Linked DNA regions of Homo sapiens: region 2 is linked to region 1. Evidence: chromatin contacts called from ENCODE Hi-C or POLR2A ChIA-PET data. All regions are on one chromosome and are shown on one strand. The core of a region is the stretch at or near the end of the contact, and the rest is flanking DNA. Distances in the headings are between cores, read along the strand shown. Region 1 holds the start of TMEM38B (transmembrane protein 38B). Region 2 holds the start of ABITRAM (actin binding transcription modulator).

What was found. Hi-C counts contacts between places; a loop is a spot of excess contacts on that map. ChIA-PET counts read pairs that join two places held with the same protein, here RNA polymerase II (POLR2A). Pooled maps may share reads with other maps.
Region 2: a loop to region 1 is called in a map of naive thymus-derived CD4-positive, alpha-beta T cell, with 21 times the contacts of the local background. The contact joins the promoter of ABITRAM here to the promoter of TMEM38B in region 1. A Hi-C loop is called at or near these places in 1 of 168 maps with a recorded cell type or tissue (naive thymus-derived CD4-positive, alpha-beta T cell) and 10 of 50 pooled maps. POLR2A ChIA-PET finds 5 or more read pairs at or near these places in 1 of 52 experiments (T-cell).

What each region holds. Positions count from the first base shown.
Region 1 is chr9:105,691,479-105,696,516 of GRCh38, reverse strand. TMEM38B (transmembrane protein 38B) reads right to left here and starts at 1,976. Exons shown (of 6, transcript NM_018112.3): 1 at 1,745-1,976. The coding sequence starts at 1,856. RefSeq lists a silencer at 1,873-2,142.
Region 2 is chr9:108,932,062-108,937,302 of GRCh38, reverse strand. It overlaps ABITRAM (actin binding transcription modulator), which reads right to left and starts at 2,903. Exons shown (of 6, transcript NM_017832.4): 1 at 2,738-2,903; 2 at 1,614-1,665; 3 at 866-995. The coding sequence starts at 2,816. ELP1 (elongator acetyltransferase complex subunit 1) reads left to right here and starts at 3,179. Exons shown (of 37, transcript NM_003640.5): 1 at 3,179-3,439. RefSeq lists a silencer at 2,677-2,956 and an enhancer at 3,707-3,936.

The DNA.
Region 1 (5,038 bases), core at 727-3,226:
AATAATGTATTCTTCAAGCCTGGCCAACATGGCGAAACCCCGTCTCCACTACTAAAAATACAAAAATTAGCCGAACTTGGTGGCAGGCGCCTCCCAGCTACTCCGGAGGCTGAGGCAGGAGAATCGCTTAAACCCAGGAGGCACAGGTTGCAGCACTGAGCCGAGATCGCGCCACTGCACTTCAGCCTGGGCGACAGAGAGACTCCGTCTCAAAAATAATAATAATAATAATGATAATGTATTCTTTATGAAAAATAACTTTTCCAAAACAAAAAACATTTAGTGAGAAGAATCACACTGTGTACATTCTAACAAATGTCTGGCTTCAAATAGAAAACTGTTAGATTCTCATATCTACTTCCTTCTGTTACAGTATCACAACTCAGGTAGCCTCTGGAAAACTCCACTGTACACTTCTGAAAAAATGAGAGTGAAAAAGATAACATCTGCATATTATTACGAAAGTAATTTTAAACTGGCAGTGTCAGAGAATCCCATGGGTCCCTGGACCACAATGTGAACATCTGATTCAGCCTATACAAAAAAAAATTTTTTTAATCAAATTCTGAACATGTAGTAGCAACAAAACTTACTTTTTTCAAATCAAAGAAATAATATCTTATGCAGATAATGTGTTCTACTTTAATGCAGTAATACCATCCTCATCCAGGTCAAAATTTGTACCAACGATTTAAACTGAGCTACAAACTTCAACATAAATGAAAAATATTTCTGAGGTCTAAGGATTTTTTAAAACCAGTAAGTAGTCCATAAGAAAGATACAGCATCATCCTCCAGACCTCACTCATCAACTATCCGTAGGGCAAGGCAGATGAAAGACAGCAAGAACACAAAGAAAGTAGGCAAAGAAATGTCTGACCTCAAAGAAAGAAGAGGTCCATACAACTAAAAGCACAGTAGAATAACTACAAAAGTAAAGCAGTATTAGAGCAAACGCACCCTGGTGTAAAATCCAATAAAATACAACTACTGTCCCTTGATCGCATTGCTAAAAGAACTCAAAATGCTGTTTCAAGACTATATCCCCATTCTGCAGATAGTGAAACTACGCCAGGTAACTCTTGCTTGTACAGTGTCCGTCGTGACTGTGAAAAGGGGAACGCACTCGCTTCTCACATGCTAGGCAGGGTGTTAGGACACTGCGTGAAGGGGAATCCTGGTCTGGCTACAGGAGGCTTTTTGTTTCAGTGCTTGTACAACTTTCATAACTGGAGAGTAGTCCGCAACCATCTATTACTCCAAGAGACTGAGTCAGAAACCTGCTGTCTCCTCACATGACTTTCAAACACTGCGAGCGAGTGGCGACACTGCGAGCGAGTGGCGACACTGCGAGCGAGTGGCGGTACCGCGAGGAGGCCGCCCAAGCCCTGGGCTGGCGCGGATATCTGTGGTTCCGAAACGCTGCGGCAGCTTCTGTCAGTCCTGGGACTTCTGCGGGCGGTTGGCAAGGTCGGCCCTGCTCGCCCAGGCTACGGCCTCGCGGACCCCAGGTCACGCCTCCTTTGAGGAGTACTAGAGCCTCCGTCCTCCCCCACGCTGTTTCCCCATCTGCACTCAGTAAGTCAGACCAACCGGCCCTTGGCGCCCCTCCAACTCTACCATCGAACTGTCTGGGCTAGCGGCCACTCAGCCGCCCACCCGACCCACCCGACCCACCCGACTTAGACGGTCCTCGCCGTCAGGAGCACTCTGAGGGGTCCGGCCCGCGGCGCCCCGCACTCACCCGGCTGACGTTTCACCGCCATCACTGACACTAGATAGTGCGCGATGTCAAAAAAGGGAAACATGGACGTGCGGGAGAAGGCCAGAGCCAACTCGTCCCATGGAGAATCCATAACGACCACCGACCGCGGCAACCGAAGCAGCCGCGGCTACTGGTTCCCCGCGCTCGCGCGGTGAGGAGTAGGAGAGGGCACAGCCGCGGCCGCCCGCTCCTCCGCGCCGGCTCCAGCTCCGCGCGTGCGCCCTGGCGCCGAGGGGGCGGGGCCGCGCTTCGCGGGAGCCGCAGGCTCACCGGCGCTAGGCGGGTGGGCGGGGCGAGCGGGTTCCCCGCGGCTCCAGCCGGCTCTTGCCTCGGTTCTCCTAGTAAGGGTCCAGCGTCTTCTTGGTCCTGGGCGCAGTGCAGGACCTGGAGAGCGTGCAGATGAACAAAACACGGTCCTCAAGGGGAGACGCTCAGAGTTGGATTTATTTCTGTAAATTGATGTCATTCACCTAACATTTATCGAGCAACCACAGTGCAAGTCACACTGTGACTTACTGGAGATATAAAAATAAAACAATAATATCCTGACCTCAAGAACTATGCGTTCCCTGAAAGAGATTTTTTATAAAAAGAGAAAAAACGCACATAATGGTACAAAAGCAGGTACTGAGAAGTATAGCTGCCGTGCGAGAGCAGTTCGAAACGAAGATTACAATTCTGGGAAGTGAGTAAAGTGACATGTGAGCTGGACTTTAAAAGTTAAGTGAGAAACACAAGCTAGGTGGGAGATGGAGGGAGGTGTTTTGGGTTGACTACAAAGTGAGAAATGAGGTTGGGAAAAGTCCTCGAATGGCAGACAAAGCCAGGCAGTTTGGCTCCAGAGGTTAAATTCTTGATCAATCACTATGTTAAGCTCAGAGCCAGAATCTCTTCTCCTAATCTCTACGCTAACTGGGTTGTTTGGTGGAAGGTGAGGGAGTAGAGGTGCAACGAAGCAACAAGATTAAGAATAGATTGATGAGAAGCGACTGACAACGGAAAATCAGAGGGTATTCACTGGTCCAAGCAAAAGGTAGTGGAGGCTGTGGCAGCAGAAATTGAGACCAATTGTGGGAAACATGGGTAGAAGCAGAATATCGTCAGTGAGTGTCAGTCTGTACAGGCGGGAAAGGAAGCATTTGTCAAATAAAATGAGGAACGGGTGAGTAGGAGGATTGTGGTTGCATTCTGATAAATAGGAAACAAGAAGGAATAGGTTTGGGTAAGAAAAAAAACTAGCTTGGCACACTTATTTGATGTGTGAACAGATTATGCTGGCACCAGGAAATTGGAGAAACGTGATTAGCTGCTAGGTAGGTGACAGCTTCACGGGTGTATGCACTGCAAAAGGAGAATTTTTTTTATCTGAATATGTATTCATTAATTTTAATTCATTTAACAAAATGTTTTTTGCGTGCCTACTATGTAACCAGCATTTTGCTGGATGTCAGAAATACTGCCCTAAACACTAAGTGTTTAAAACGTAGGAAAATTGTAGTAAATCTCTACACTTCATTACTTATCAAGAAAGAATAGACTTGTTCAAATACTTTTCACGTGTGGTTTTCTAAGCAAGCACTTCCCGTAGAGAAAAGTCTTTAGACCTGTAGCACACTTTCTAGCAAAACTAAGGGGAAAAAAACCACCTGTGAATATTTATACTTTCCTGTTTAAGTCTGTTCTTTCCATACTTTTTACACATTCGCTTATTTTTGGAATTTTAGTTTTGCGAATTTAGGCTCAGAGTTTGGATATTACTTCTTTTTTTTCTTTTCTTGTTTTTTTTTTTTTTTTTTTTTTTTTTTTTTGATATGTAATCTTGCTCTGTTGCCAGACGAGTGCAGTGGCGCGATCTCGGCTCACTGCAACCCCCAACTCGCTGATTCAAGCGATTCTCCTGCCTCAGCCTCCCGAGTAGCTGGGATTAAAGGCACGTGCCACCACGTTTTTTTTGTATTTTTAGTACAGACGGGGTTTCACCATGTTGGCCAGGATGGTTTGGAACTCCTGACCTCATGATCCGCCCGCCTTGGCCTCCCAAAGTGCTGGGATTACAGGCGTGAGCCACTCACACCCAGCCTGGATATTATTTCTTTAAATATTTTACATTTTAACAGTCTTAAATTTTGCAAAATATATGGTTAGTCTTTGGACTTAAAAAAATATATGATGTAATCTTTAAGACACTACTGAATTGTGTGTCTATACCAGTATTATTCTGGGGTACCATTAAATCCATTATTAACATCAATAAGGCAAAATGAATAACATCAGAGGTTTTTTTAAGGAAGTAAATCAAGCACTTTACTTGCTTAAACAGAATAATTCCAATAGAAAGGAATTAATTATCTCAGACTCTAAAGATAATTTGAAAATTGTTGCATTTCAAAACAGTAAGAATAAGCTTGGTCCTATCTGCCTAGAGCCTAAAGAAATTTCCTTATAAAGGTCTAGGGGAAATTAAATCCTAATCTCACAAAAAAGGCAAGTTCCATCTACATTTTAAATGCGCTCACCGTATTTGCTTCTGGTCAGTGGTTGAGTTATTTAGTCTATTAAAATGAGCATTGTAGGAGGAAATGGAGGATGGAAAGACCCCTTTCCTTCTTACCTTTAAATTACCATGCTATTGAACTTTTTAAAGTACCTTAGAGTCCACAATTAGGAAGTTTTACATTAAATGGACCAATTGCATTTTAATTACCAATTACCTTTAAATTGGTGAGAAGGAAAGGCAAGATTTGGGAGAATTACATGTGAAGATTCAAAGTTTTCCTGACTTTTGGAAGCAGTATACAAAATTACATAATTATTGGTGATAAAATGAATCCAATTTACAAAGTATAGCTTATTCATTAGGAAGCCAAACTGGTCTAATTGTATTAATATCCAAAAATGAGTTCTGTGGGGTGTTTTTTCGTTTTGTTTTGTTTGTTTGTTTGTTTGTTTACTTGAGACTGAGTTTCGCTCTTGTTGCCCAGGCTGGAGTGCAGTGGCACAATCATGGCTCACTGCAACCTCTACCTCCCAGGTTCAAGCAATTCTCCTGCCTCAGCCTCCCGAGTAGCTGGGATTACAGGTGCCTGCCACCACACCCAGCTAATTTTTTGTATTTTTAGTAGAGACGGGTTTTTACCATGTTGGCCAGGCTAGCCAGGCTGGTCGAACTCCTGAACTCAGGTGATCCACCTGCTCAGCCTCCCAAAGTGCTGGGATTACTGCGTAAGCCACCGCACCCGGCCTGAAGAAGAGTTTTGACTAAACCTGTTGGAG
Region 2 (5,241 bases), core at 1,654-4,153, 3.2 Mb before region 1:
CATTCTATATAACCGAGTGTTGTGTGCAGGTACAGGGGGTGGGTACATGAGTATTACATTGACAATGCTTTAGGAATGGAAAAACAGTAAGGAGCAAATATATTTTCTCGTATTCATGTTTTTGTTTTTGTTTTTTTGAGACGGAGTCTTGGTCTTGCTCTGCCGCTCAGGCTGGAGTGCAGTGGTGCGATCTCAGCTCACTGCAACCTCCGCCTCCCAGGTTCAAGCCATTCTCCTGCCTCAGCCTCCCGAGTGGCTGGGATTACAGGTGCCCACTACTGTGCCTGGCTAATTTTTGTATTTTTATAGAGATGGGTTTTCACCCCGTTGGCCAGGCTAGTCTCAAACTCCTGACCTCATGATCCACCCACCTTGGTCTCCCAAAATGCTGAGATTATAGGCGTGAGCCATTGTGACCGGCCCATGTTTTTCTTTTTTTTTTTCTAACTCCCTTGGGAATTTTTTTTCTGTTTAATTTACATGTGGAAATATATGGTAAAGAAGAGTTAGTCACCTAAATTTTACAGAACTCGACATACTAGTTTAATACAACTAGAAGGGACAAAATATCTTGTTATATTGCTATTAGAGTTCTCCTTTCAAAGGCCTGCCTTCCCCCTCCTCCATCCTGGGCATTATAGGGATAGTAGCACAGAACCTAATATAACAGATACTACACCTCCTGAGATACCTAATTTGGGGGAGCTGAGAATTTCTTTAGGTGAAAGTATACCTAAAATTAGCACCTCAAACTGCTAGAGAAGTATGCTAAGCATATGCTACTGGATTCTAAGGTTCATTGGATCTGTCATTACCATGAATATAGAGGATGTAAGTAGATAATCACAGAATTACAGGAACATACCCGCTTAAATTTCCCAGAGACCTTGTTCTGAAGTCTGCTACAGTTGGTACTGATCTGATAGGAAATGCTTTTAATTGTTTTTCCACTTTGAAGAACTGGATGAGATTCTGCCAATGTGATGACACATATTCTACAAGGAGAAAAAGTTGATCCTGTGTGATTGCTTGGAATAATTTTTCCTCCCATAACTCCTATTGGAACAAGAATGTATGAACTGGTATTTGTTTAGTCAAACTATCATCTTCCCCCTTTTTCCTTTGGCTACTATTGGGGCATAACTGTAGAATAGAGAATACAATAATAAAAGAGAAAACAAGATTGAATTTCTTTCCCAGGAAAGGGAAGAGTACCAGAGGTCTTTAGGTAGGTAGCACTGGGGTAGAAGACAAAGAAATAAGGCATGCCTGTGTATACGAGATACCATACATGTCTCTACCGTAGCCCTTTCTGTGGGCTCTGAACAGTTCAGTAGTTGGGCACAGACTGGCCACTTCAAGTAGCAGCTGATGATGTGGTCCTCCATTTGGATGTTTGAGTAATCAAATTTATATGTTCAGAGTGGCCAGGCACTGGAATACTCATTCTTGCCAAACAAACTCCTATAATAATACCATTTCAACACAGTAGAAGATAATTAATGCATGTTTGTTTAGTGAACATTTGTTCAATCCAAGACCACAAGACCATACCAGGCTACAATACCAGGAAAAAAAAATTTTTGATAATTTAAAATTCCCAATTTGCTTACCGGTTAGAGTGCTGTAGTATACAGTGGTCCTCACAAAATTTTCCTTTGACATCTAGAAGAATACATGAGTCTGTTGGTGGCTGAAATCAATATTTACTACCACTATGTGGTACTTTCTTTGGGTCATATAGTTGATAATGAAGACTGGACACATACATGCTGCATGCTGATCACGGGTATCCCTTCATTACTCAAAAAGACATACCTAAAGGTTTCCTAGAAAGTATTTAAAGAGATCTGGCCCAGATAGAATAATTTATTCAACATTAAGGTAATTAACTCCTTGCTCCATCTTACTTTACACTCACTTCAAAATGAGTACACGTAGTATTTTTGCTAGGAAAATGCAATTAGCATCCCGTTCTTTATGATATATATTTTTTGTTGGTGGTTTCCAGGACTGTCCTGATGTTGGTGCAAGTCCGACATTCTGGGAAACCCCTCAGTCATGGGTGAACTAGGACAGGTTGGTCACCCTATGTTTGGCCAACAGAAAATATGCTACAATATATATTTTTTAAACTGAGTATAACCATTATCACTGAATGAAAGGAAGAAAGGAGAGTCCCCAACGATGCTCCCACCACTGGTTCTGCTTACACAAAACAGTACAAAAAGAATACCTACTTCTAAGTGGCAGATGGCGTCTCTTAAGGTAAATGTATAGATTCTTCTTCTTTCTAAATGTCTCTAATCTAACCCACCCTCTTCTCGCCATCCCTACTGCCTCTACCTTAGTTTCGATCTGATCATTTAAATAATTTTATGTATCGCTACTCCCTGTGAGAGTGAGCCCCTCAATCCCTCCAGGCACTTAAGGACTGTTGCAACCTAGCCCTCCGCCTACCTTTGGGGCCTCCGTTTAGAGTACTCATCTTACTGCGAGCAACACCCTAGAGCTCGCACTGCAATCGCCGGCCCCAGAATGCGCCCTGAAGTATTTCAGGCCACCAGGTCTTTGCAAATGCCATTCCCTGGGGCTAGACGGAACACAGAAGTCCAGTGCCTTCTGACGTGGGGACGGAGAGCCAGGGAGAGCGCGCGTGGCTTATGATCTGTCAACATAGTCTACACAGCATTAGGCCAGTGCGGCCAAGGAGGGATCAACATCACTCCGCACTTACCCGGTTTGTACCAGCGAGTGAAGTATCGATCCACGAGCGAAGGCACCACCGGCTCCGCGGCTTCGGGCTCGGTAGCCATGGCGACCTCCGGCGCCGCCACCCCCGCCCTCCGGGACCCCAGCGCTTCCTCCGCGCAGCCCGGACTGGGCGTGCTCTTCCGGCGCACAGCGCGTGTCGTGCGCACGCGCGCTGCTCTCAGGTCCGCAGGTTCCACCCCCCCCCCCGCCCCCCCCAATTACAGTGCTTTGGGGTTCGACATCAAAACAGAGATCAAATACAAAAGTTTGGGCAGATGGGCAAGAGGGCAGAGGGACAGGGGACGCGGCCAATGTAGCTCCTCTACCTCTACGGTGCCAGGCCTACAAAGAAGGCCGGCCGCCGTAAGTGACCAGAAGCGGGCCCGGCCTCGCCCCCTCCGCCTGGTGACGTCACTCCCGCGCCGCACTCCCAGTGCTGCGGCTGCCTAGTTGACGCACCCATTGAGTCGCTGGCTTCTTTGCAGCGCTTCAGCGTTTTCCCCTGGAGGGCGCCTCCATCCTTGGAGGCCTAGTGCCGTCGGAGAGAGAGCGGGAGCCGCGGACAGAGACGCGTGCGCAATTCGGAGCCGACTCTGGGTGCGGACTGTGGGAGCTGACTCTGGGTAGCCGGCTGCGCGTGGCTGGGGAGGCGAGGCCGGACGCACCTCTGTTTGGGGGTCCTCAGGTAAGCGATCCATCCAGGGTAGGGGCACGGGAGTGGACCTCTCCGCCGGCGGTGTCCGGGTGAAGGAGACCCGGAGCCTCCTCTGCCTGCTGCGGGCCGGGGACTGGAGTGCGGGCTGCACCACCTCTTTCCTAGAGCCTTAAATTCTTTTTGCAGCCTTGCCACCTGCTCCATCGGGGGCGCTGGGAGGCGCGACAGCCCAGGGATGCCTGCTGCCCCTCCAGCCGGACTTAACCCAGCCTCTTGATTGCTTGCAGGGGGTTGATAATAACGCTGAAAGCGAGAGTATTAATTCACGATGGAAGGCGGCGGTTAATAGAGGCTCGGGTGCTGTGGTGCGGGTCCTTTCTCGCGTGTGAGACTTTTTCGTGGAGGTGGTGTCCTCTGTGCTTCTCCATCTAACGTGGTGTTTTACGTGGCTTTCTCTCCCGTTAACGATGATCTCCGTGGAGACAGTGGCTGAGTAATCTTCAGATCCCAGTACTTAGCAAGTGCTCAGTCGGTGTTGGATGTAGGCCACAAACCGGATCGTAAAGAATTCAACTGTATATTGACAGCCACGGAACTAATCAATGAATAGATCCGTATGAAGAGTAAGCAAAAAGGCAGCAAAGACAGTTTTTCAGCTTGGGGACATAGAGTAGAAATGGTCTGTCCCCAAATAGTGGGAACTGTCATTTGGGGGAAGAATAGCAAGTTCTTTGCTTTCCAGGTCGCATTTGATGTGCATGTGAGACATGCTTGTGATTCTATCAGGAGGTTGAAAATGTGGGTTTAGTGGTAAGTTTGGGCTAATTCAGTCAGGGCTAGGCATTTAGGCCTAATCAGCGTATTGGTGATCTACCTGGTATATGTAATCATGCATGTGATGTCTAGCCAAGAGGTGGATAGTCGAAGGAGCAAGGGAAGAAAATGAAGCAGTTATCAGGAAATTAAGAGAGAATCCACGATTGACCTTTGGTGTGGAGGGATCTTTAGCACATTTAAGAACTGCGAAGAGTTTGAATCAGTGGAGGCAGGAAGGTTGGAGGTTGCAGATGTCCAAGAAAGAGTACTAATAGGCCTAGGTCCTGTGGCAATATGGAGGATATTCCTTTCCTAGCCTGGAAAGAAGTGGAGGGAAGTCTTCCTCCGAGAAGATAAGGGAATAAGGCTGATGGGTGTGAAATTTCAGAGAAACTAGTTTTGAGGCGTTTTTATGATGTTTAAAGATGAAAAACGCAGCCAGGCACGGTGGCTCAGGCCTGTAATCCCAGCACTTTGGGAGGCAGAGGCGGGTGGATCACTTGAGGTTAGGAGTTCAAGAACAGCCTGGCCAACATGGTGAAACCCTGTCTCTACTAAAAATACAAAAATTAACTGGGCATGGTGCCGGGCGCCTGTAATCCCAGCTACTCCGGAGGCTGAGGCAGGAGAATCGCTTGAACCCGGGAGGCAGATGTTGCGGTGAGCCGAGATCGCGCCATTGCACCCCAGCCTGGGCAATAAGAGCGAAACTCCGTCTCAAAAAACAAAAAAACCTGCATGATATGTTAGAGGTTCAAGTAATTTCTAGCAGTTCTTGAATATAATTGTCACCAAAACTTACTAAAATCATTGTCTTCCTCACTTCCATCATATATAAACTTACCTTTCTCTTATCCCACATTATATATTATATAATTCCTATGACACTTGACATTATCTTCTGTGTACTATTAGGATTGATTCATCTTTATTCTTTCTATGTCATACATATGTGGGGTGCCAAGATGAGAGAAGTCTCCTTGGATTAAAGTGACAATAAGACCGGTGTGGTCCTT